Regions from separate parts of the Homo sapiens genome. Here region 2 is linked to region 1. A link is an interaction called in ENCODE POLR2A ChIA-PET data of the cell type or tissue named here. Cell type or tissue: Panc1. All regions are shown on one strand. Each heading gives the region's core, and the rest is flanking DNA. Links, peaks and the distances in the headings are about the cores only.

What was found. ChIA-PET counts read pairs that join two places held together with the same protein. Peaks named below come from ENCODE experiments on the same cell type or tissue, not always from the same donor. Only the 100,000 strongest peaks of a DNase experiment are listed, where the experiment ranks them.
Region 2: POLR2A ChIA-PET joins it to region 1 with 8 read pairs; 2 of 35 experiments call an interaction of 5 or more read pairs at or near these places.

The regions. Positions count from the first base shown.
Region 1 is chr10:71,863,265-71,880,179 of GRCh38, forward strand. LINC03139 (long intergenic non-protein coding RNA 3139) reads left to right here and starts at 14,823. Exons shown (of 2, transcript XR_007062186.1): 1 at 14,823-15,221; 2 at 15,449-15,843. RefSeq lists enhancers at 10,355-10,424, 12,733-13,613. In Panc1, for the core only: no CTCF peak of the experiment used is centred there; DNase peaks (open chromatin) are centred at 5,197 and 8,227; H3K4me3 peaks cover 199 bases; H3K27ac peaks cover 4,740 bases.
Region 2 is chr10:71,596,634-71,604,633 of GRCh38, forward strand. All of the region lies in intron 9 of CDH23 (cadherin related 23), which reads left to right. Among named protein-coding and RNA genes, the nearest start is that of CDH23-AS1, 89 kb to the left of the region's middle. In Panc1, for the core only: no CTCF peak of the experiment used is centred there; no DNase peak of the experiment used is centred there.

The DNA.
Region 1 (16,915 bases), core at 4,742-12,741:
CAGGAACCCAACACCCAACCCAAACCTGAGAGCTTTGCTTATAGAGAGAGGACTGGCTTTCATGTCAGGGACCTGGAATCTCCTCCTTGATCTGCTTCTTGCTGGCTGAGTCACCTCTGGGGAGAACTTCACCTCCCCATACTTCAGTACGTGCATTACGAACATGGACGTAGTCTGGCAACTGGGAGGAGCTGTGCCCACCGAAGGAATCATTGTGCCTTTAAGGGCATAAACCTGGTTTGAGATCAAATCCGTCCACTGAAACATTAATTCAACAATCCTCCCACCTCAGCCTCCTGAGGAGCTGGGACTACTGGTGTACATCACCATACCCAGCTAATGTCTTATTTTTTGTAAAGATAGGGTCTCACAATGTTGCTCAGGTTGGTCTTGAATTCCCGGGCTCAAGGGATCCTCCCACTTCAGCCTCCCAAAGTGCTGAGATTACAGGCATGAGCCACTGTGCCTGGCAGATTTGTACACTTTATTTATTTATTTATATAATAAATAGAGATGAGGTCTCGCTATGTTGCCCAGGCTGGATTCAAACTCCTGTCCTCAAGCGATCAGCCCACCTCGGCCTCCCAAAGTGCCAGGATTACAGGCATGAGCCACCTCACGCAGCAAATTGTACACTTTTTTTTTCCCCGAGACGGAGTCTCGCTCTCTCACCCAGGCTGGAGTGCAGTGGCACGATCTAGGCTCACTGCAACCTTCGCCTCCCAGGTTCAAGTGATTCTCCTGCCTCAGCCTCCCGAGTAGCAGGGACTACACCACATGTGCCACCACACCCAGTTAATTTTTGTATTTTTAATAGAGATAGGGTTTCACCATGTTGGCCAGGCTGGTGGCGAACTCCTGACCTCTAGTGATCCCTCCACCTCGGCCTCCCAAAGTGCTGGGATTACAGGTGTGAGCCACCATGCCTGGCCCCAGTTGTACACTTTAAATGTGTGAATTGCATGGTATATAAATTATAACGCAATAAAAAAATTTTCTTCTTCTTTCTGAGACAAGGTCTCTCTCTGTTGCCTAGGCTGTAGTGCAGTGGCACAATCATGGCACATTACAGCCTCGACCTCCTGGGTTCACATGATCCTCCTGCCTCAGCCTCCCAAATAGCTGGAACCACAGGTGTGTGCCACCACACCCAAATAACATTTTTTTTTAAATTTTTTTGAGATGGAGTTTTGCTCTTATTGCCCAGGCTGGAGTGCAGTGGCGCAATCTTGGCTCACCACAACCTCCGCCTCCCGGGTTCAAGCAATTCTCCTGCCTCAGCCTCACGAGTAGCTGGGATTACAGGCATGCACCACCACGGCTGGCTAATTTTGTATTTTTAGTAGAGATGGGTTTTCTCCATGTTGCTCAGGCTGGTCTCGAACTCTCAACCTCAGGTGATCCGCCTGCTTCAGCCTCCCAAAGTGCTGGGATTACAGGCGTGAGCCACCGCACCCAGCTATTTTTATTTTTTTTTGAGATGGAGCCTTGCTCTGTCACCCAGGCTGGAGCGCAGTGGTGAGGTCTCGGCTCACTAAAACCTCCACCTCCTGGATTCAAGTGATTTTCCTGCCTCAGCTGGGACTGCAGGTGCATGCCACCAAGCCCGGCTAATTTTTTTTTTTTTTTTTTTTTTTTGTATTTTTAGTAGAGATGGGGTTTCATCATGTTGGCCAGGCTGGTCTCGAACTTCTGACCCCAACTGATTCACCCACCACAGTCTCCCACAGTGCTGTGATTATAGGCATGAGTCACCATGCCTGGCCTCCTTCTCCTTCTTCTTCTTCTTCTTCGTCTTCATCTTCATCTTCTTTTTTTTAAAAAAAGAGGCAATAAAATATTTCTCTTAAGCAATCTAGCTTGAAAGTGTCCAGAGGAGGAGACGCTAAGGTCCAAATCCCGCTCTATCCCTTAGCTGTACCAACTGTGAGATCCTGCTGGGCACCAACCCTTGGTGTCCTCATTCAGAAGGTGGACAGCCCCTGGGCCTAGGCTGTTGTGAAAATGAGAGGAGGGCAGGGAGGAAATGCACCTGGCACTGGGCCTGCTGTGTGCTGGTCAGGATGCCATCAGCAGGAACAACAGGCGGAGGAGGCTGCAGGTGAATGATGGTGTTGGGGGAAGTTCTTTCCCTTTTATTTATTAAGAAGGGGAGGAGGGTTTCTTAATGGAGAAAGAAAGTGGGGAAACTATCCCAGAGCCTGTGCATCCCAGGGGACCTTTGTTCTCCAACCTCCCCTCTCCCAGCCCCACCCCCGCCATGGGCCTATATCTGCTCCACAAGCCCCCACAAGTGTAGTTACCTGGCAGCCCCATCCCCATGGTTGCCTCACCCCAGTGCTGGTAGCAGGACAAGGGGGCTGCCGAGGCTGGAGTGATGTCAATGCTGGGGGAGGAGAGAGACCCTCAGTCCACTGCCACCAACCCTGCCAACAGCAGTTGCTGAGGAGCGTGCTGTGCTGACTGTGGGCTGGGCTCTTGCTTCCCCTCATCTGCCCACAGTCCAGGTGTTCCCAGCATCCCCCCATCCCCTCCCCCGCCTGCCCAGCTGCTGAGCCAGTGTCTGACAACACCCAGACCCAAGATGTCAGAGCCTGTCCCCTGCATCCCAGCGGGAGCTGTTCCTGGACTCAGAGGCTGTGGTCTACAGAAAAGGCCCTGATAGGAGTCTGAGCTGGTTCCTAGTCCACACTCATCACAACCAAGCTATGGGACTTTGGGCAAGGCACTGCGCCCCTCCGGTTGCGCTGTCCCCATCACCAATGTGACTGTGGGAGCCAGGGTACGGGTCATCCAGGCCCCACTCCATGGTAGCACAGTGGCCCTGGAGGCCAGTGCTTCTGGTGGTAGGTGTCCCAGATGATGCTGGCCATTTGCATGGGCTCTCTCTGGCCCTGGAAGGAGTGAGGGCAAGGGTTGGAACCCTACTGTGTGCGGGACTCTGTGCCCTCCATGTGCTCCACCTCATTTAAACTTCACCGACCCCATGGGTCCAGTGTGAATAAGTGGGCAGGCTCTTCCAGGCCTCATGGTCAGACAGTCTGGACTCATATCCCATCTCCACCATGGACTAGCTGAGTGACCCGGGCAGAATATTTACCTTCTCTGTGCCTCAGTTTCCCCATCTATAAAATGAGGCCAAAATAGTACCTTTCTAACGGAGTAGTTGGGACAGACTGATTGAATACATGTCAACTGGGCAGAACAGTGCCTGGCACACGTTAAGCCCACAATAAGGTTAACTGTTGTTATTACTAGTCCCATCTTATAAGGAACTTGGGGCTCAGGGAAGCTAAGTGGCTTGCCCAAGGACACACCGCTAGAAAATGGTGGGGCAGGGCTTTCCACTTTTTTTTTTTTTTTTTTTTTTTGAGACAGAGTCTTGCTCTGTCACCCAGGCGGGAGTGCAGTGGTGCCATCTTGGCTCACTGCAATCTCTGTCTCCAGGGTTCAAGCAATTCTCCTGCCTCAGCCTCCTGAGTAGCTGGGAGCACAGGTGTGAACCACCACGCCTGGCTAATGTTTGTATTTTTAGTAGAGACGGGGTTTTGCCACGATGCCCAGGCTGGTCTCGAACTCCTGACCTCAAGTAATCTGCCCCCCTCAGCCTCCCAAAGTACTGGGATTACAGACATGAAGTTGATGTTCCTTCCCACCACCCAGTACTGGACCCCTTAAAAAAAATCCTGAGATGAGCAGTGTGGTAAATGCTGATGGTCTCAGGAATGGCATTAAAAAATAATCATGTAGCCAGGCACAGTGACTCACACATCTAATCCCAGATCCCAGCACTTTGGTAGGCCAAGGCAGGTGGATCATTTGAGCCCAGGAGTTCGAGACCAGCCTGGGCAACGTAGCGAAACTCCATCTCTACAAAAAATTATCCGGGCATGGTGGCAAGTGCCTGTAGTTCCAGCTACTCAGGAGGCTGAGGCAGGAGGATCACTTGAGTCCAGGGAGGTACTGGGTGGTGGAGTGCAGTGGGAGACACCACTGCACTCCAACCTGGGTGACAGGGTGAGACCCTGTCTCAAAATAATAAGTGGCCAGGCACAGTGGCTCACGCCTATAATCCCAGCGCTTTGGGAGGCCAAGGCGGGTGGATCACCTGAGGTCAGGAGATGGAGACCAGTCTGACCAACATGGAGAAACCTCGTCTGTACTAAAAATACAAAATTAGCCAGGCATGGTGGTGCATGCCTGTAATCCCAGCTACTAGGGAGGCTGAGGCAGGAGGATCTCTTGAACCCAGGAGGTGGAGGTTGTGGTGAGCCGAGATCGCACCACTGCACTCCAGCCTGGGCAACAAGAGCGAAACTCCGTCTCAAAAAAATAAATAAATAAATAAAATAAAAAAGAAAGAAAGAAAAAGACATGAAAATAATGATAACAAGGTTTATTTTCTGATTACCAAGGCAGTACAGTAGTCCCCCTTGCTTATCCAAGGTTTTGCTTTCTGCAGTTTCAGTTACCTGTGGTCAACTAAGTTCCAAAAATACTAAGACATTTTGAGAGAGAGAGAGAGAGAGAGCATGCTGACCTAACTTTATTACAGCACATTGTTATAATTGTTCTACTTATTTATTGTTGTTAATCCGTTACTGTGCCTGACTTATGAATTCAACTTTTATCACAGGTGTGTATGTATAGAAAAAGCAGAACATATATAGGGTTCGATACTATCACTTAGGTCTCAGGCATCTACTGGGGCTCTGGGAAAGTATCCCCTGAAGATAAGGGCGACTACAATATTTGTTCACTATCAGTAACTGAGAAAATGCGGAAAAGCGGAAAAGAGACAAGTAAAAATATTTTTCCCTTCGGGGAAAACCCTTTCTTCTTTGGATAACTAAAAACCTGATCTCCTGCATGTTGTGAGACCTATCAAAGGGAGGTGGCCTTCACTCACCTTAAGCAAGGCTTGACGTTGTCCAAGGGCCCAGCAGGAGATATTGCCAGCACCCACCCTCCCCAGGGTAAACACAGCCCCTTCCACTCCCTCCTGGGGCCTTCGGGCCCCACCTGGGGTCACAGCCTTGAGGATGCACACTGCAAGCCACAGCCTGCAGCTGCTTAGGTCATGTGATTCAGTGAATGCCAAGCCACAGGGCTCAGTCCTCCTCAGAATTGTCTGGGTCACCCAGAACACCCTATGTGAGCCATGTGATTCAGCGGGGTCACATGCTGAGCCACAGGCATTTGACTCCATGCCAAATGTCATCACTTCCAGAAAGTTAGCAAAAAATTATGGTGGCTCTGGTGTGGCAAGCACAGGGCAGGGCAAAGGAGACCGTCACTCCGAGATACCAACACCTGTTAAAAGAGGATGAGCTGGGAGAAGCGGATTGCTTGAGCTCAGGAGTTCAAGGCAGCAAGGAGCTATAATCATGTTTTTTTTTTCTTTTTTTTTTTTATTGATCATTCTTGGGTGTTTCTCGCAGAGGGGGATTTGGCAGGGTCACAGGACAATAGTGGAGGGAAGGTCAGCAGATAAACAAGTGAACAGAGGTCTCTGGTTTTCCTAGGCAGAGGACCCTGCGGCCTTCCGCAGTGTTTGTGTCCCTGGGTACTTGAGATTAGGGAGTGGTGATGACTCTTAAGGAGCATGCTGCCTTCAAGCATCTGTTTAACAAAGCACATCTTGCACCACCCTTAATCCATTCAACCCTGAGTGGACACAGCACATGTTTCAGAGAGCACAGGGTTGGGGGCAAGGTCACAGATCAACAGGATCCCAAGGAAGAAGAATTTTTCTTAGTACAGCACAAAATGAAAAGTCTCCCATGTCTACCTCTTTCTACACAGACACGGCAACCATCCGATTTCTCAATCTTTTCCCCACCTTTCCCCCCTTTCTATTCCACAAAACCGCCATTGTCATCATGGCCCATTCTCAATGAGCTGTTGGGTACACCTCCCAGACGGGGTGGTGGCCGGGCAGAGGGGCTCCTCACTTCCCAGTAGGGGCGGCCGGGCAGAGGCGCCCCTCACCTCCCGGATGGGGCGGCTGGCCGGACGGATGGCTGACCCCCCCCACCTCCCTCCCGGACGGGGCGGCTGGCCGGGCAGAGGGGCTCCTCACTTCCCAGTAGGGGCGGCCGGGCAGAGGCGCCCCTCACCTCCCGGACGGGGCGGCTGGCCGGGCGGGGGGCTGATCCCCCCACCTCCCTCCCGGACGGGGAGGCTGGCCGGGCGGGGGGCTGACCCCCCCACCTCCCTCCCAGACGGGGCAGCTGGCCGGGCGGGGGGCTGACCCCCCCACCTCCCTCCCGGACGGGGCGGCTGGCCGGGCAGAGGGGCTCCTCACTTCCCAGTAGGGGCGGCCGGGCAGAGGCGCCCCTCACCTCCCGGATGGGGCGGCTGGCCGGGCAGGGGGCTGACCCTCCCTACCTCCCTCCCGGACGGGGCGGCTGGCCGGGCGGGGGGCTGACTCCCCCACCTCCCTCCCGGACGGGGCGGCTGGCCGGGCGGGGGGCTGACCCCCACCTCCCTCCCAGACGGGGCGGCTGGCCTGGCGGAGACGCTCCTCACTTCCCAGACGGGGTGGCTGCCGGAGGGAGGGACTCCTCACTTCTCAGACGGTGCGGCTGCCGGGCGGAGGGGCTCCTCACTTCTCAGACGGGGTGGCCGGGCAGAGACGCTCCTCACATCCCAGACGGGGCAGCAGGGCAGAGGCGCTCCCCACATCTCAGACGATGGGCGGCCGGGCAGAGACGCTCCTCACTTCCTAGATGGGATGGCGGCCAGGCAGAGACGCTCCTCACTTCCCAGATGGGGTGGCGGCCGGGCAGAGGCTGCAATCTCAGCACTTTGGGAGGCCAAGGCAGGCTGCTGGGAGGTGGAGGTTGTAGCGAGCCGAGATCACGCCACTGCACTCCAGCCTGGGCACCATTGAGCACTGAGTGAACGAGACTCCGTCTGCAATCCCAGCACCTCGGGAAGCCGAGGCTGGTGGATCACTCGTGGTTAGGAGCTGGAGACCAGCCCGGCCAACACAGCAAAACCCCGTCTCCACCAAAAAAATACGAAAACCAGTCAGGCGTGGCGGCGCGCGCCTGCAATCGCAGGCACTCGGCAGGCTGAGGCAGGAGAATCAGGCAGGGAGGTTGCAGTGAGCCGAGATGGCAGCAGTACAGTCCAGCTTCAGCTCTGCATCAGAGGGAGACCGTGGAAAGAGAGGGAGAGGAGGGAGAGGAGGGAGAGGAGGGAGAGGAGGGAGAGGAGGGAGAGGGAGAGGGAGAGGGAGAGAGCTATAATCATGTTACTGCACTCCAGCTTGAGCAACAGTGGGAGACCCAGTTTCTTAAGAAGAAAAAAAAAAAGGAAAAAGTATCCCAGCACTTTGAGAGGTCGAGGCGGGCGGATCACAAGGTCAGAAGTTTGAAACCAGCCTGGCCAATATGGTGAAACCCCGTCTCTACTAAAAATACAAAAATTAGCTGGAAGTAGTGGCAGGCACCTGCAGTCCTAGGTACTCGGGAGGCTGAGGCAGGAGAATCGCTTGAACCCAGGAGGCGGAGATTGCAGTGAGCCAAGATCGCGCCTCTGCTCTCCAGCCTGGGCGACAGAGCAAGATTCCATCCCAGAAAAAAAAAAAGGAAAAAGTTAATATTAAATACTAATTTTAAGTAACTATAAGTAATTACAACTATTTTCACTTTAAACATTAAGTAAAATAATATAAAATTAAATTAAAAATTTAACCTAAAAAATTTAAATTAAGTAAATGTTAATACTCATTAATCTAATTAAATTAATGAAAATCTGCAAAAACAAAGCAAAAAACCCTTAACCATGCCAGCACTCTGTAAGTTCTCAATAACACATTTAAAAGTAAACTGAGGCACAATAAAATTAGAAGGTTTATTTATTCATATTTTATTTTATTTATTTATTTATTTAAAGACAGGGTCTCACTCTGTTGCCCAGACTGGAGTACAGTGGCACGATCTTGGCTCACTGCAACCTCTGCCTCCCAGGCTCAAGCAATTCTCCTGCCTCAGCCTCCCGAGTAGCTGGGATTACAGGCATGCGCCACTACCGCCGGCTAATTTTTGTTTTTGTTTTTGTTTTTGTTTCAGTGGAGACAGGGTTTCACCATGTTGGTCAGGCTGGTTTCCAACTCCTGACCTCAAATGATCCACCTGCCTCGGCCTCCTGAAGTGCTGGGATTACAGGCGTGAACCACTGCGCCCGGTGTAGAAAGTTTATTTGAGCAAATGATGACTCATGAATCAGGCAGATCCAAACCAGAAGTGATTCATGAGCTCTACTGAGAGAACACAGCTGGGACAGATACAGAAGTAAAGCTAAGGTGGAGGCTGCAGTGAACTAAGATCGCCCCATTGCACTCCAGCCTGGGCAACAGAGCAAGACTGTCTCCAAAAAAAAAAAAAAAAGGTAAAGCCAAGAAAATATTTGATTATTTGATTTGGCAGGGCACGGTGGTTCACACCTATAATCCCAACACTTTGGGGGGCTGAGGCGGGAGGGTCACTTGAGCCCAGGAGTTCAAGACCAGCCTCGGCAGCATGGCGAAACCCCATCTCAAAAAATACACAAAATTAGCTGGGTGTGGTGTTGTGGGCATGTGGTCTTAGCTGCTTGGGAGGCTGAGGTGGGAGGATCACTTGAGCCCAGGAGGTTGAGGCTACAGGGAGCCATGAACATGCCACTGCACTCCAGCCTAGGTGACAGAGCAAGACTCTGTCTCTAAAATAAATAAATAGGCATGACACAGTGGCTCACGCCTATAATCCCAGCACTTTGGGAGGCTGTGGTGGGTGGATCACTTGAGGTCAGGAGTTGGAGACCAGCCTGGCCAACATGGTGAAACCCCATCTCTACTAAAAATATAAAAATTAGCCAGGCATGATGGTGGGCGCCTGTAATCCCAGCTACTCGGGAGGCTGAGGTGGGAGAATTGCTTGAACCCGGGAGGCTGCAGCGGGAGAATTGCTTGAACACAGGAGGCTGAGCCGAGATGGTGCCACTGCACTCCAGCCTGGGAAACAGAGCAAGACTCCATCTCAATAAATAAATAAATAAATAAATAAATAAATAAATAAATAAATAAATAAAATAGAGCTTGCAGTCCCTCAGAGAGCACCCTAGTCCAATGGCCTCCTTTTACAGGAAGAGAAACTGAGGCCCAGAGGGATCAAGAGGCTCCCCCAAGGTCACCCAGCAAGAGGCTAGAGCTGGGACAAAACCCCCAAGTTTCTGACTCCCTGGGCAAGGCTTTTTCCACTGTTTTGGTCTTTGGCCATAGAGATAATCTGCTTAAAAAATTAACTTGGGATTTCATGTAATCACTGAGGCCTCAGAAGCCTTGCCCAAGGAAAGACGAGGAGGGTTTATTAAGCTTTGTTCTAGGAGTTACAGGGACAAGGCCACATAGCAGGGCTAGAAACTGATGTGTGCCACCCTCCTCCAGGCCAGTAGCAGCTTGTATTTCTAGAAAAGGCTTAATTTTCCAGGTCAGGGCAGGTCCCAGAAGGCACCTTCTGGGGATGCGGCTGGACCCCGTGACTCAGCTGATTCCACATTATTCTCTGTTTCCCTCCCCACTCAGGGTGACTGCCAGATTCTGGCCTCCCTTGGGCCTTCAGAGATGGAAGTGATCTTAGGTTGTTGGTGGGTCCTACAACCTATAGTGGAAAGGTGACCATCTAATTTTTTTTTTTTTTTTTTTGAGACAGAGTCTGGCCCTGTTGCCCAGGCTGGAGTGCAATGGCGCGATCTCGGCTCACTGCAACATTCGCCTCCCAGGTTCAAGCAATTCTCCTGCGTCAGCCTCCTGAGTAGTTGGGGTTACAGGTGTGCAACCACTTCCAGCTAATTTTTGTATTTTTAGTATAGATGGATTTCTTTTCTTTTTTTTTTTTTTTTAGAAGGAATTTCGCCCTCTCACCCAGGCTGGAGTGCAGTGGCATGATCCAGTCTTGGCTCACTGCAACCTCCGCCTCCCGATCCAAGCGATTCTCCTGCCTCAGCCTCCCAAGTAGCTGGGATTACAAGTGCGCACCACCATGCCCGGCTAATTTTTTGTATTTTTTTAGTAGAGATGGGGTTTCACCATGCAGCCCAGGCTGGTCCCAAACTCCTGACCTCGTGATCCACCTGCCTCGGCCTCCCAAAGTGCTGGGATTACAGGCATGAGCCACCACGCCCGGCCTGAGATAGGGTTTCACCATGTTGGCCAGGCTGGTCTCAAACTCCTGATTTCAGATGATCCACCCGTCTAGGCCTCCCAAAGTGCTGGGATTACAGGTGTGAGCCACCATGCCCACTTGTGTCTAATTTATCATCCTCACCAGGACACTTTTGAGCATGGCCAGGGACATCTGGTCACCCAGCCACTGCTATCTCTGAGCATCATGATGGGTTGAAGAGTCAGTGAGCCGGCGGTTGAGGACCCACTGTGCTTGGGTCCCATACCTGATGAGAAAGAAGGGCCCAAGTCCCAGGCCTGCAAAACCACAGCCCTAGAAGGAGTGAGAGCACACAGCCAGCATGACCCAGGAAACTAGAACTGAAACCCTCAAAGCTGAAAGGTCTAGATGACTGTCCTTACTGTCCCAACGGGGAGCACACAGCTCTGAAAGGCCAAGGGCCTTGCCCAAGGTTACCCCCCGAGAAGATCAGAGACTCAAACCCAGGTTCCCAACTCTCAGCTCAGTGTGCGCTGTGCCACCGGTTCCCTTTCATCTGCAAACCCCCTGCCTATCTGGAAGGTGTGCACACAGCCTGGAAGCTTGTTATACTGGATTGTAAAAATTGTTCCTTGCCCTGGACTGGTGTGTGGCTTTGTTTGTGTGTGGCTTCCTAATCCTGCAGCCCCTGTGGGTGGGGAGGTCCCCTTTGCAAATAAGCGTGCCAGGCTCCAGAACCCAGGGAGAAGGCAAATATTTCCTGAACTAAACCTGCTCTCAGCACTTCCACTACTACTACCCCAGTCCAGGCCACCATCATCTCCCAGGTGGCCTCAGTGGCCTCTAAGTGGTATCCGGGATCCTTCTCTTTTCCCCACTCTTCATCCTCCATGTCAGAGCATGGAGCCTGGGTGCAGATCCCACACAACTCTCCCTCAGAGCTATCCACGCTCAAATCCTGGATGCACAGCAATGTCATGTGGCTGCCATCCTCCTGTCTGGCTTCCCCGTGTCCCCTTTCTTTCTTTCTTTTTTTTTTTTTGTTTGAGATGTAGTCTTGCTCTGTCGCCCAGGCTGGAGTGCAGTGGCGCGATCTCTGCTCATTGCAAGCTCTGCCTCCCGGGTTCACACCATTCTCCTGCCTCAGCCTCCCGAGTAGCTAGGACTACAGGCACCTGCCACCACGTCCGGCTAATTTTCTGTATTTTTAGGAGAGATGGGGTTTCACCGTGTTAGCCAGGATGGTCTCGATCTCCTGACCTCGTGATCCACCCGCCTTGGCCTCCTAAAGTGCTGGGATTACAAGCGTGAGCCACCGGGCCCAGCCCCCCGTGTCCCCTTTCTTGGTATCCTGCCACCTCACACAAGAAAGGCACAACTCCCGCCCAACTGGGCCTTCCATGGGGCAGTGCCCTGTGAACAACCTCCTACCCCCAGTAGGTAGTTAGAGAGGTACCTGGAGGCAGAGCCTGTTCTCAGCACACTATGAGGGCAGGAACCAGGGTCACACTCCTTTGGCCCAGATAAGGCTCAGAAGTGAGAACGTTGTCATGGGGCCACACCCTTATTTGAATTTCAAACATGAAGCCAGGGTTTTCTGACAGAAAGAAAGTCTTGTCTTGCTTGACTGTGTTGATGGGGCGTGATGTGGCAGGCATTCTTCTTAAAGGGACTAAATGTGTAGCCCCAGTTTTGTGTGGAAAAAATATTTATTTATTTATTTATTTTTATTTATTTATTTTTTTTTATTGATCATTCTTGGGTGTTTCTCGCAGAGGGGGATTTGGCAGGGTCAGAGGACAATAGTGGAGGGAAGGTCAGCAGATAAACACGTGAACAAAGGTCTCTGGTTTTCCTAGGCAGAGGACCCTGCGGCCTTCCGCAGTGTTTGTGTCCCTGGGTACTTGCGATTAGGGAGTGGTGATGACTCTTAAGGAGCATGCTGCCTTCAAGCATCTGTTTAACAAAGCACAACTTGCACCGCCCTTAATCCATTCAACCCTGAGTGGATACAGCACATGTTTCAGAGAGCACAGGGTTGGGGGTAAGGTCACAGATCAACAGGATCCCAAGGCAGAAGAATTTTTCTTAGTACAGAACAAAATGAAAAGTCTCCCATGTCTACCTCTTTCTACACAGACACGGCAACCATCCGATTTCTCAATCTTTTCCCCACCTTTCCCCCCTTTCTATTCCACAAAACCGCCATTGTCATCATGGCCCGTTCTCAATGAGCTGTTGGGTACACCTCCCAGACCGGGTGGTGGCCGGGCAGAGGGGCTCCTCACTTCCCAGTAGGGGCGGCCGGGCAGAGGCGCCCCTCACCTCCCGGACGGGGCGGCTGGCCAGGCGGGGGGCTGACCCCCCCACCTCCCTCCCAGACGGGGCGGCTGGCCGGGCGGGGGGCTGACCCCCCCACCTCCCTCCCAGACGGGGCGGCTGGCCGGGCGGGGGGCTGACCCCCCCACCTCCCTCCCGGACGAGGTGGCTGCCGGGCGGAGACGCTCCTCACTTCCCAGACGGGGTGGCTGCTGGGCGGAGGGGCTCCTCACTTCTCAGACGGGGCGGTTGCCAGGCAGAGGGTCTCCTCACTTCTCAGACGGGGCGGCCGGGCAGAGACGCTCCTCACATCCCAGACGGGGCGTCAGGGCAGAGGTGCTCCCCACATCTCAGACAATGGGCGGCCGGGCAGAGACGCTCCTCACTTCCCAGATGTGATGGCGGCCGGGAAGAGGCGCTCCTCACTTCCTAGATGGGATGGCGGCCAGGCAGAGACGCTCCTCACTTTCCAGACTGGGCAGCCAGGCAGAGGGGCTCCTCACATCCCCGACGATGGGCGGCCAGGCAGAGACGCTCCTCACTTCCCAGACGGGGTGGCGGCCGGGCAGAGGCTGCAATCTCGGCACTTTGGGAGGCCAAGGCAGGCGGCTGGGAGGTGGAGGTTGTAGCAAGCCGAGATCACGCCACTGCACTCCAGCCTGGGCACCGTTGAGCACTGAGTGAACGAGACTCCATCTGCAATCCCGGCACCTCGGGAGGCCGAGGCTGGCGGATCACTCGCGGTTAGGAGCTGGAGACCAGCCCGGCCAACACAGCGAAACCCTGTCTTCACCAAAAAAATACGAAAACCAGTCAGGCGTGGCGGCGCGCGCCTGCAATCGCAGGCACTCGGCAGGCTGAGGCAGGAGAATCAGGCAGGGAGGTTGCAGTGAGCCGAGATGGCAGCAGTACCATCCAGCTTCGGCTCGGCATCAGAGGGAGACTGTGGAAAGAAAGGGAGAGGGAGACCGTGGGGAGAGGGAGAGGGAGAGGGAGCGGGAGCGGGAGCGGAAAAAATATTTAAAGATGATATACAGTCTACAGCAAACCACCAAATGCATCATTTGCAAGTTTAGGCTAATGATAAAAATTTCAAAGGGGCCAGGCACATTTGCTCATGCCTGTAATCCCAGCACTTTGGGAGGCCAAGGAGGGCGGATCACCTGAGGTCAGGAGTTCGAGACCAGCCTGGCCAACATGGTGAAACCCCCGTCTCTACTGCAACTATAACGATTAGCCGGGTATGGTGGCAGGTGCCTGTAATCCCACTTACTCAGGAGGCTAAGGCAGGAGAATCGCTTGAACCTGGGAAGTGGAGGTTGCAGTGAGCCGAGGTCGTGCCATTGCACTCCAGCCTGGGTGACAGAGTGAGAGTCCATCTCAAAAAAAAAAAAAAAAAATTTGAAAGGGGTTTTTTAAAGGGTGCCTGTGGACAAAGTGTGATCACTGTTGTGTGGAAGTGATCCTTTACGATCCCAATCAGATCACACCATTTGCTGTTCACACATCTCCAGTGGCCTCTTTTGCCTTTGAGCATGCCCAGGTCGTTTCCCCCCAGTCTGGAGGCTCTTGCCCTTTGCTCCTGCTCCAGATATTCATTCTGCATCTGCTCCCTAGCAGCTTTCTCTCTGCCATCCTGCCATCTTTTCTTCTTGCCATGCTAGCATATGTTTATTTATGAGTGGCAGCTGTATCTCTAGTCACTAGGTCAGGACCTGGTATATTCTAGGCGCCCTGGAAGCATTCTCCAGAAACAGAGGTGCGGTGAGGAGAGTTTGGATCCAGTTTGGACTGCAGATAAATGTTTGTGAGGCTGGGCATGGTGGCTCACACCTGCAATCCCAGCGCTTTCAGAGGCCAAGGCGGGAGGACCGCCAGAGCCCAGGAGTGAGAGACCAGCCTGTGCAACATAGTGAGACCCCTGTCTAATTATTTTAAAAAAGGTTGTTTGTGAAATGACTGAGCAAGTAAATAATGAAGGAGTGAAGGAACTTGGACTGATGACCTGGAACACCTGTACCCTTCTCCCACTCCAAAAAACCCCTGCCCATCCTCACAATCCAGGGCCAGCATCACTCTTTTTTTCTGGAAGCTTCCTCAGTATCCTGGGTATGGGTCCCCTGTGATTCATGGAGGACCCCCAGTGGGGCTCCCAATGGCACGGCATTACCAGCACCTGCACCTGCTGCCTCCCCAGTCACCCCTGGCTCCCAGGGTTCCATTGCACAGTAGATCCTCTAGAAATGCTTCACAGACATTGATGTGGTGAGGGAGGAGGGACAGGGTAGCAGTCTCACCACCCATTACCCCCACCCCCGCCTCTCATTCAACGAACACTTTGAGCACCTGGCACTTTGATCCCCTCAGTGCCAGGCACTGAGCTCCAAATCCCAGACTCTGTAACGTGCAAGCAATCCTTACTCTTTCTATTTTAATATCTTAACCCATGTATTTATATACCTTGTCAAGTAAAATGTATTCTTTTTTAATGATTCTCAAAAGGATACTCATTGAAAAAATTTAGAAAACACCGAAAAATGCAAGGAAGAAAAATACAATTCTCTTACAATCCTGTATAATCCTGTGCCTCTAGGCCTACAGTCAGCTCCAAGCAACGGCACAGACACCTCCTCCTCCGGATGACCAGGATTGCCTCTGGGTTTGTCACAAGCTGGAACAGGGTCCTTTGGAGGATGGGGCTCTGTGAAGAAAAAGAGGTGAAGTGTTTGGATTCAGTCTGAGCCAAAGGTGAGCGTTATCAGTCCCCGAAAGGCCTCAGGGGTTGGCTGACTCTCTGAGAGGCCGGCAAGACTGGTGAAGTTCTGGAAGGGGACCTGGGGGGTGGGGCCCGGGGACCTGGGGGGTGGGGCCCGGGGACATGGGGGGTGGGGCCCGAGGCCCAGGCAGAGGCCAAACATTGCCCAGGGCCCGGCTTTAGTCTGCAACAACCCTCATTGTTCTCTCACTGTCTCTAGGCCGCTTTATCTGGGTTTAAGGACACAAGACTCCGTGAAAGACAAGCTAGTTCTTCTTCCTGCCCCGGCAGTCCACTGCAGGCCGATGCAGACGCAACCACTTCCTCAGCCGCTGTGGCTGAGAGCCCGCCACTGCACTCTATGGGCTTGGTGCTGGGTATGGAGAGGAGGGTATGACATAGCCCCTGCCCTCAGAGTTTTTTCCTACTCATTATCCCTGCTGTCTCTGGGGACTTCTTAAATGTCAGCAATCATTGTCATCTTCACTGTTGCCTCCGCAGCCACCGCACATGGCTGCACCTGGGCCATCTCCTCTGATGTAAAGGCTGTGCAGCCAAAATTTGCAATTCTTCCCCCAGCTTTTAAAATTGTAGTAAAATATATATAACATAAAATTTGCCAGCTTCACTGTTTGTTAAGTGTACAGTTCAGTGGTATGAAATACACGCATTGTGCTGTGCAAAGTCACCACCACCCATCTCCAGAACTCGCTTTATCTTGCAAAGCAGAAACTCTGTACCCATTAAACGATAACGTCCCATCCCCATCCCCCTTACCCCCAGCCCCTGTAATGCTTGTTCTTTTCTTTTTTTGAGACAGGGTCTCACTCTGTCATGCAGTCTGGAGTGCAGTGGCACGATCATAGCTAACTGCAGCCTCAACATCCTGGGCTCAAGAGATCCTCCTGCCTCAGCCTCTCAAGTAGCTGGGACTACAGGCACAGCACCACACCTGGCTATTTTTGTTCTTTCCTTTTTCTTTTCTTCTCTTTTTTTTTTTTTTTTGAGATGGAGTCTCACTCTGTCCTCCAGCCTGGAGTGCAGTGGCGCGATCTTGGCTCACTGCAAGCTCCACCTCCCAAGTTCATGCCATTCTCCTGCCTCAGCCTCCCGAGTAGCTGGGACTACAGGTGCCCACCACCATGCCCGGCTAATTTTTTGTATTTTTAGCAGAGACAGGGTTTCACTGTGTTAGCCAGGATGGTCTCAATCTCCTGACCTCGTGATCTGCTCACTTTGGCCTCCCAAAGTGCTGGGATTACAGGTGTGAGCCACCGTGCCCAGCCCTTTTTTTTCTTTTTTTATTACTGGCTTAGGTTTGAGCAGTGATCATTTTAAGTTTTTTTTGTAGAGATGGGGTCTCACTGTGTTACCCAGGCTGGTCTCAAATTCCTGGCCTCAAGCAATCCTCCTGCCTCAGCCTCCCAAAGTGTGGGGATTACAAGTGTGGGCCACCATGCCTGGTCTTCCTGTTTTTCAAATAAAATTACTTTTTATTTATTTATTTATTTATTTATTTTTAAAGATGGACTCTCGGCCAGGCAAGGTGGCTCACACCTATAATCCCAGCACTTTGGGAGGCCGAGGCAGGTGCATCACCTCAGGTCAGGAGTTTGAGACCAGCCTCACCAACATGGTGAAACCCCATCTCTACTAAAAATATAAAAATTAGCCAGGCGTGGTGGCG
Region 2 (8,000 bases), core at 1-8,000, 270 kb before region 1:
TGGCAGCATGAGGGGTAACCAGGAGAGGAGCTGAGGGTAGGGTTGCTCTGGACAGACATGAGAAGCAGATGGGAATGGGTCACAAAGTTGTTGGATAGGTCACAAAGGGCCAAGTTGCAGAAAGTGCTGGAAGCCAGGTGGACTTGCCGTGTTGGGCAGGGGGGAGCACGTAGGATCTTACAGGAGGAGTGAAGTGCTGAACTGGCACTCCACAATGCCCCTTGCCCAGCCCGCCCCAGGGCCTGCCTCCCAGCCCCGGTCCCCACCTCCCCGCTGCCCGGCACTCCCTTCCTCCCTCCCAGGTTGGGGACATTGGGCCACTGAGGTCAGGTCTTTGTTTGAAGGACAGATAATTAATCCCACAAAGTAATCCCCAGCACACTCTGGCAGATTTATGGAGGTCGCCTCTGTCCTGGGAACTCTGCCTCATCATCTTTCATTTCCCAGGCAAAGTGACTGACTTGTTATATCATAGGCCCCACGCCAACAGGAATTTCATTTAGGGGAGTTCTCCAGGTGGAAGGAGATTGATAACCCAGGCCTGGGCAGGAACCGATGGCAGTCCTGGGGCCGGGAGGGTGGGGAGCAGAGCAGGCATCGCCACCTCCTCTGTCCCCTAGCTGGTCTCCGTCTTTCTCCCAACATGGGGCTGGTTTCATGGACCTCACCTGTCACAGGCCACAGGGACCCGGATATCATCCAGTTGAGCCTTTCCAAGCCCCAAGATGAGAAAGCAGAGGCCCAGAGCTTGAGAAAGGGACTGTTTCCCACCTGGCTCTTGGGGCTACTCTGCCCCAGCTGTCCTCACCATTACTTCTCCCTCCCCACTCCCCACCTCATCCGCCCTGAAGCTGCCACAGGTACAGGGCTGTCAAGGACAGGGGCAGGGGCTCCTCAGAGCCTGCTGTGGTGGTCCTTGGAACCTACCTCCCAAGGAGGCTCCTTTCAGTGCAGGAGGGCAGTAGGGATTGGCAGGACCTGGCAGCTCATCCACCAAGCAGTGAGGAAGGAGAGGTGTGGCCCTGGGGGTCAGGGTAGTTGCTTCTGGTCTATTGGCTCTGCCTTTAGCTTGCTAGACAGTTTAATGGCTACCATTGTCCACCTTTGCAATACAGGACTTTGGACTTATTTGATAATTCATAAATATTTATCAGGCACCTCTCGTACTCACTGCTGGGGATATGGCCATGAACAGGACAGACAAAACTGTCGCCCTCAGAGCCTCTCTTCTAACAGAGTGTGTACTCTGTTGTATCCATGATCCCGCCCCACCCCCACCCTCAAAGGCGGGGTAGGCCCAGGCTGTGGGCAACTGGGAAGGGAGGGGAGGGCCTGGCCATAGCACAGAGAGTAGGGGTTGGTGTGGCAATGTGTAGGCAGGCACCAGTACCAGCCTTGCCAACTTGGCAGCTCCACGTCGACAGGGACCAAGCATGGTGGGGCTGGCTCCTTCCTGAGGCTCCACCCGGCCTTTCGTAATTAAAGCCGTAAGTCATCTTCCGACGGGAGCCTGTAGGCTGGGGAGGCCACAGCTGACCTTGCTTGGGGTTTAGTGCTGGGAGGGAGAGTGAGTACATCTGGGCAGAGGTTTGTAGAGGGAGCTGAAGATCAAAGGCTGCCCTCTGTTCTGGCCTAGGCTGGGGACAGTGTTTGGGCTCTGAGGCTCTGCTTGGTGCCAGGAGCAGTGCCAAGAGCTTCCTCCACAAGCAAAGAGGTTACTTCCTCTTTTCTATGAGTGCTGAGTCTCAAGCTTGCAAACACCCCAAGTGACGCCATCTGTCTGTAGCAGGACCCTTTGCTCCGGGCCCTCTCCAGGAGGGCCTATGCCCAGAGTTTGGAGTGGGAGTGCTATAGGGTATCCACTGCTTTGGAGCACTTCCCAGAGAGCCTGCCTTCCCTCCTGCCGACAGACTAGGGGTCTGTAACCCAGAACAGCTGATGGGGAAGGAGGCAGGGCCAGGAACCCATGTAATTGAGAAGGACACCAGGCCACGCATCTGTAGGGTGGCCCAGTGGGAAAGACCCAAAAGTCGCTCCTGTGACTTCTCTTTTTCAAAAAAGCGGCCAGAGGCTTTGGAAAGATTTGGGTTGTGGAGCCTCCTCCCTGGTCGAAAAGGCAAGGACGTCTCTCTTTTTCCTGTTTCTCGCTTGCTCAGCAGAAGTTTCTGCCTGTGTGAGCCAAGGGATGGGAGCGTCTTGGGACATCCCTCCCTATCTGGCTGGGCTCATTCATCAAGCATTCTCTGAACGCCTACTTGGTGTGGGGCACTGGGCCAAGGGCTTGGGACATAATATGACATCTGGGGCTGAGCCTCCAGCTGGGAGGATGAGGGCATTCTGGAGGCAGGCTGCCGGGATGAAATGGCCAACCACCCACCCCACCCCACACTCCACCCCACATCCCAGCCCGGGACCCCTGGCCTTTGTCAGAGAAGCAGGGCCAAGTTCACTGGCAAATGTGAAATATTAAATATTTAGAAAAGTACAGAAACCAACACAGCACACCCCCATGTATTCACCACCCTGATAACATTTGTTGACATTTTGCCATATTTGCTTTGGATCTTTTTTGCTCTTCTTTTTGTTCTTGTTTAAGAAAGGGAACATTGCAGCTATTGTTGAAGGCACCTTTTCTTTGATTTCAATCATCTCAGAGGCCTGTTCTGTGAGCGCTGAGCAGAAAAGGTAAAAACCTCTGATCCTGACGTTGGCTTCAAAAATGGCATCCCTGACTTGAATGTGGACTGTGTCTTAGGTGACATTGAGGAATCATTTATTTTATTTAGGGTGAAAATGGCATGTTTTGTTGCATTTTTGAAAGTCCTTATGAGAGATGCATACAGTATGTAAAGATGAACTGGGATTTCCTCTGTTAACACCGTGAAAAATTGGTAGTGTTGTGGGGGGTGATTTTAAGATAAGATTGGCAAAATTTTGATGATTGTTGCATCTGGGTGATGGTACCGAGAGCTTCATTGTGCTCTTGTCTCTACATTTGTGTTTCTTTGAAATTTTCCATAGTAAAACTTTTATGTGTGGTCCCCAAAGCTTCTCAAAGCAGACCAGAGAGCCACATCTGACCTGTGGCCTGGACAGGAGTCCAGACTTGAGCCAGACTTCTGGTCCACCCATCTGGTGCCAGTTCTGCTTCTAACGTGCTGTGTGTTGTTGACCAAGTTACTTCTCATCTCTGATTCTCACTTCTCCAGGGGATGAAGGAAAAGTTGGAACCTGCTAGGCTTTAAGCATCTTTCCATTTTCCACCTCTGACACTTGACACATCTAACTTGTATGCTCAGAGACTCCACTGGAGGGAAACTGTGGGAATAGTCCCATTTACACCTTCAATGTCTTTCCTTTTTTTTTTTTTTTTTTTTTTTTTTGGTGAGACAGAGTTTCACTCTTGTTGCCCAGGCTGGAGTGCAATGATGCGATCTCGGCTTACTGCAACCTCCGCCTCCCAGGTTCAAGCAAATCTCCTGCCTCAGCCTCCCGAGCAGCTAAAATTACAGATGTGTGCTACTACACCCGGCTAATTTTGTACTTTTAGTAGAGACAGGGTTTTACCATGTTGGCCAGGCTGGTCTCAAACTCCTGACCTCAGTTGATCCACCTGCCTTGGCCTCCCAAAGTGCTGGGATTACAGGCGTGAGCGACCGTACCCGGCCACACCTTCAATTTCTTCAGTGGGTTGGCCCACTGATGCTTTAGGAGATAAGCTTTGCAAAAAGGGCTCTGTGGTCAAATAAGTTAGAGAGACACTGCATCACAATTTCCTTGTGCTGGCAAATCACAATGCCCATGAGCACATTAAAGGCTCTGACAAGTCCAGCAGTGAAGATGTCTGTTGAGCATTTCCCAGATTTGTTTGACCGCAGAACTTTTTTTTTTTTTTTTTTTTTGAGACGGAGTGTCACTCTGTCACCAGGCTGGAGTGCAGTGGCACTATCTCAGCTCACTGCAACCTCTGCCTCCCGGGTTCAAGCGATTCTCCTGCCTCAGCCTCCTGAGTAGCTGGGACTACGGACACGCACCACCACGCCCAGCTAATTTTTTGTATTTTCAGTCGAGACAAGATTTCACCGTGTTAGCCGCAATGGTCTCGATCTCCTGACCTTGTGATCCACACGCCTCGGCCTCCCAAAGTGCTGGGATTACAGGCTTGAGCCACCATGCCCGGCAGACCACAGAGCTTTTAAAAGTTGACCTTTCCTATACCCCATGGTATCAGAGTTCCTGGGGAAACCCTGGCCTTTCTGTTTTCAGACTGGGGGCTCTGACTCTGTAGGACAAATTTGCCATCTTTTCTCATAAATATGATGACTCTGACTCATACTCACTCGAACCCAAGATGTTTGATGTTTTCCACATTGCTGAGTGGGTTTGTGCTTAACCAAATCTGTAGTTTTTTTCCTTCAGTCATGCCCTGACCAGAATCATCTGCTTTGATGTTATACTCTGAGTCACTGACCAAATGCCGGAAAACCCTCCAACATTAGGAAACTGGGCCTGGCACAATCTGCATCCTTTCTGGTGGAGCCTTCTAGAAGCATTGTTTCTAGGGAGGAGTAGGAGAAGGAATATAGGCATTGGCATTAAAGGCCATGGCTTCAAATCTCAGTGCGACCACTTACAAGCCTTATGACTTTTTCACCTCTATCCTCAGTTTACTAATCAATGAGGTCTAACATTTGTTGAGCATCTGTGATGTGCTGGACACTGTGCTGAACTAAGTAGGATTATTACCTGCTTTTATCCTCACATCAGCCCTATAAGATAAGAATTACTCCTCCCCTTTTTATGGTTAAAGAAACGCAAGCCCAGAGAGGGTAGATAACTTGCCCACGGTCACACAGCTAGTGAGAAGTAATGCTGAGGTTCGAACCCTGGTCCTAGCCACTGCAATATCTGCCCTTTCAAAAAGATCAGATCTCCCATGGCATCTTAAAACTGAAAACGTCCTGGGAATCTCCAGATTCCCTGAACCCCATCCCTCAGGGCCCCCTTGGAGGGTAACGGGGTGCTGGGTGTGCTGGACTCCACACCCCGTCATCTGCTTCAGCCAGGGCAACTAGCTCTGATTTTGGCTGTTTTCTATACTGGAGCTCTGTGTGAAATTTTGTCTGATACAAGAATCTGCTACTGAAACAAAGACATTTGAAAAACCACTGCCATGGAAAAGCCCCCTCTTTTTTAAACAGGAGAAAACCCTGAGGCCCAGAGAAGTGAAGTGACTGGCCCAGGGTCACAGCTGTCTTCTGAGCCCCAGGCAGATCTCTGTTCTCCCTTCAGGCATTGGAGCAGGGCCTGGGCTGGGTGGGCGGCGGAGGGGGGGGGGCTCTGCAGCCCCCAGGGGACCCCTCAAGGTCGGTCATTCGGGCTGGTTCAGCCAGCTGGTGGCCAGTTTCTATGAAGATAACTGTGTCTGAGGCTGGCTCCCTGAACCTCGTCCGACCACATCTATTTCTGGGCTGCAGAGTCCTGACGGAGCACAATTTGATTCATAAATTACCCGGCTCAAGGTGTGTGTGATGGGTTCTCCTTCCACAGATTTGAAAGTCATTCACTCTGGAACTTGCAGCACTTGGGGCGGGAGGGCAGGGGCAGCCGTGGCACTGTCAGGATTAGTGTTCATGGAGGAAAGATGGCAGGGAAGATGGAGAGGGCTCGGACAATCAGTGAGAGCCGCTCTGTACCAGCTCTGTTCTCCCAGCAGCCCCAGGAGGCAGAGTCTGTCAGTGTCCCTCTTTGGCAAGTGAGGAAACTGAGGCTCAAAGGCAAAGTCACTTGCCCAAAGCCACATAGCTAGAAGTAGTGGAGCTAGGATTTGAACTCAGTACCCTCTGAGGCCCACACTGCTTCCACATGATCTCAGTGATGCAAGACAAAGGACTGAACAGATGGCAGTTGGAGGGGGAGGCTGGACCCTGGGCAGTAGGATTTGGAGGGAAGTTTCAGGGGCACCAACCCTCTTTGTCCCACAAACTTCAGGGTGCACCTGTCACTGCCATTGCACCCCACCCTGCCCCGCTCTGCCCATCTTTCCTGCTTAACGTCATCCAGTCTGTGGCACTGCACAGCTCCACCTGCCCCAGGCACCCAGTTCACCATCTTTGACGCATCCTGACATGGGTTCAGCACTTTACAGTTTGTAAAGCATCTTCAGATTCCTTATCTCACTGAACCTCTAAACAGCCCTGTGAGAGGGGAAGGTATTCTCACCTCCAAAGAGGAAACTGAATCTCAGAATGTCCACAAGCCCCAAATGATGAAACCAGTCTCTTAAATTCACATCCACTCCTTTATGAGTTCTCCAGTCGGCTTCCTCATACATGTGCCTTGTCCTTCCCCGAAGATGACCAATCTTCCCCATTAGACGGTGGGCTCCCTGGGGGTATGACCCACCCCATACCTGGTACGGACAGGCCCAGTGGTAGATAGGTGGTCTCTGGTGTCCCCACTTCCCGAGAAGCTTCATCCCTGGGCCCATCTTTCCCATGTCCCATTGCTGGATTGGAGCCAGAGGAGGGGGTGACAACACGTCCAGGATGACAGACAGCGCGTGCCCCCTCCTCCTGCCATGGGCTTTCTTCTCCTTGGGCGTCTGATCACCGTCCTCTTTGTTTTCTTAAGTGTCTCTCCCACTCCTTCCTCCCTCCCCCTCCTTCCCTGGGACAAGGCCTTTCAGATCATCAAATATCAAACACTGCTTATGCACAGACTGAGATGGCTTTATCGGGGCTGTAAATCTCCCTGTGCCCTGACCTCTCTTGAGTGCCAAGCCTCGGGTGAGTTATGTGGGCCCTGCCCAGTGACAGGCAGAACAGACAGCCAGCCCTCTGGGAGGCACAGGCTGGGGGACCTGGGGCACCTTGGCTCCCACTCTTAGCCCAAGGAGAGACCCCAGTTGAAGGGAAGCATGGGTGTTTGGGCCTACCTGCCCCAGGCCCCGGAGGTAACCGGGTGCCAAGCAGGCAGCAGGGGGGGCCTCCTTTTCCTGCTCTCCTTTTCCTCACCTTGCTCACCTCCTGGCCAGACTCCGGGCCCCAGGGCTGAGGGAGCACCAGTCCCACACAGGAGAGGCAAGGCCCATGGCAGCCATGAGGGCTATGTGAGACCCAAAAGACCCAGGTTCTAATCCCAGCATGGTCACTTAGTAACCATGTATCCTTGGACATGTCACTTCACCTGACAGTGCCTCAGTTTCCTCATCTGATAAATGGGTAGCAGTGCTGGCTTCACACGGTATTTTGTGGATCCAGTGAGGTCGTGCATGTGAACAAACATGTGAAGCGCTTGGTCAACAGGCAGAAGCACGCATCTTCCCCATCTCTCAGGGGCAAGCAGCATGTGGACTAAGCCTGTAGTCTCTAGAGGCAGACAGGCTGGCCTGGAATCCTGGCTCTGTGACTGGCCAGTGGTGTGACTTCAGGCAAATCATTTAATCTCTCTGTGCCTCTGTTTTCTCACCTGTAAAATGGGAATAACAATAATAATGGAAGGCCAGGCATGGTGGCTCATGCCTGTAATCTAAGCAACATGGGAGGCTGAGGCAGGAGGATCCCTTGAGCCCAGGAGTTTGAGGCTGCAATGAGCTGATTGTGCCACTGCACTCCAGGCTGGGTGACAGGGTGAGATCCTGTCTCTAAAAATAAAAAATAAATAAAAAGAATTTTAAAAGCTAAGAGTGGAATAATGACGATGCCCTCACAGGAGGAGGCCTTGAGGAGTAGCTGACCAACTCACATGAAGTGCTGAGCACCTCGTCTGCCACGCAGCGGGCCCACAAGAAACGTCAGCCCTTGTTATTGCCCCTTTTCTCTCTGCCATCACCCAGTCCATGCCCTCGTCACCAGCAGGCTTTCCTGCCTCCAGCCCAACCCCTGCAGGAGCTCCTCAGAGCCAGACAAAAATCCAAACTGCTTCCTCCTCTGGGCATCAGCCTCTCCTGACAGCTTCCTGTGAACTCTCTGCTTCTCCTGCTGGCTCCCCACCTGGGA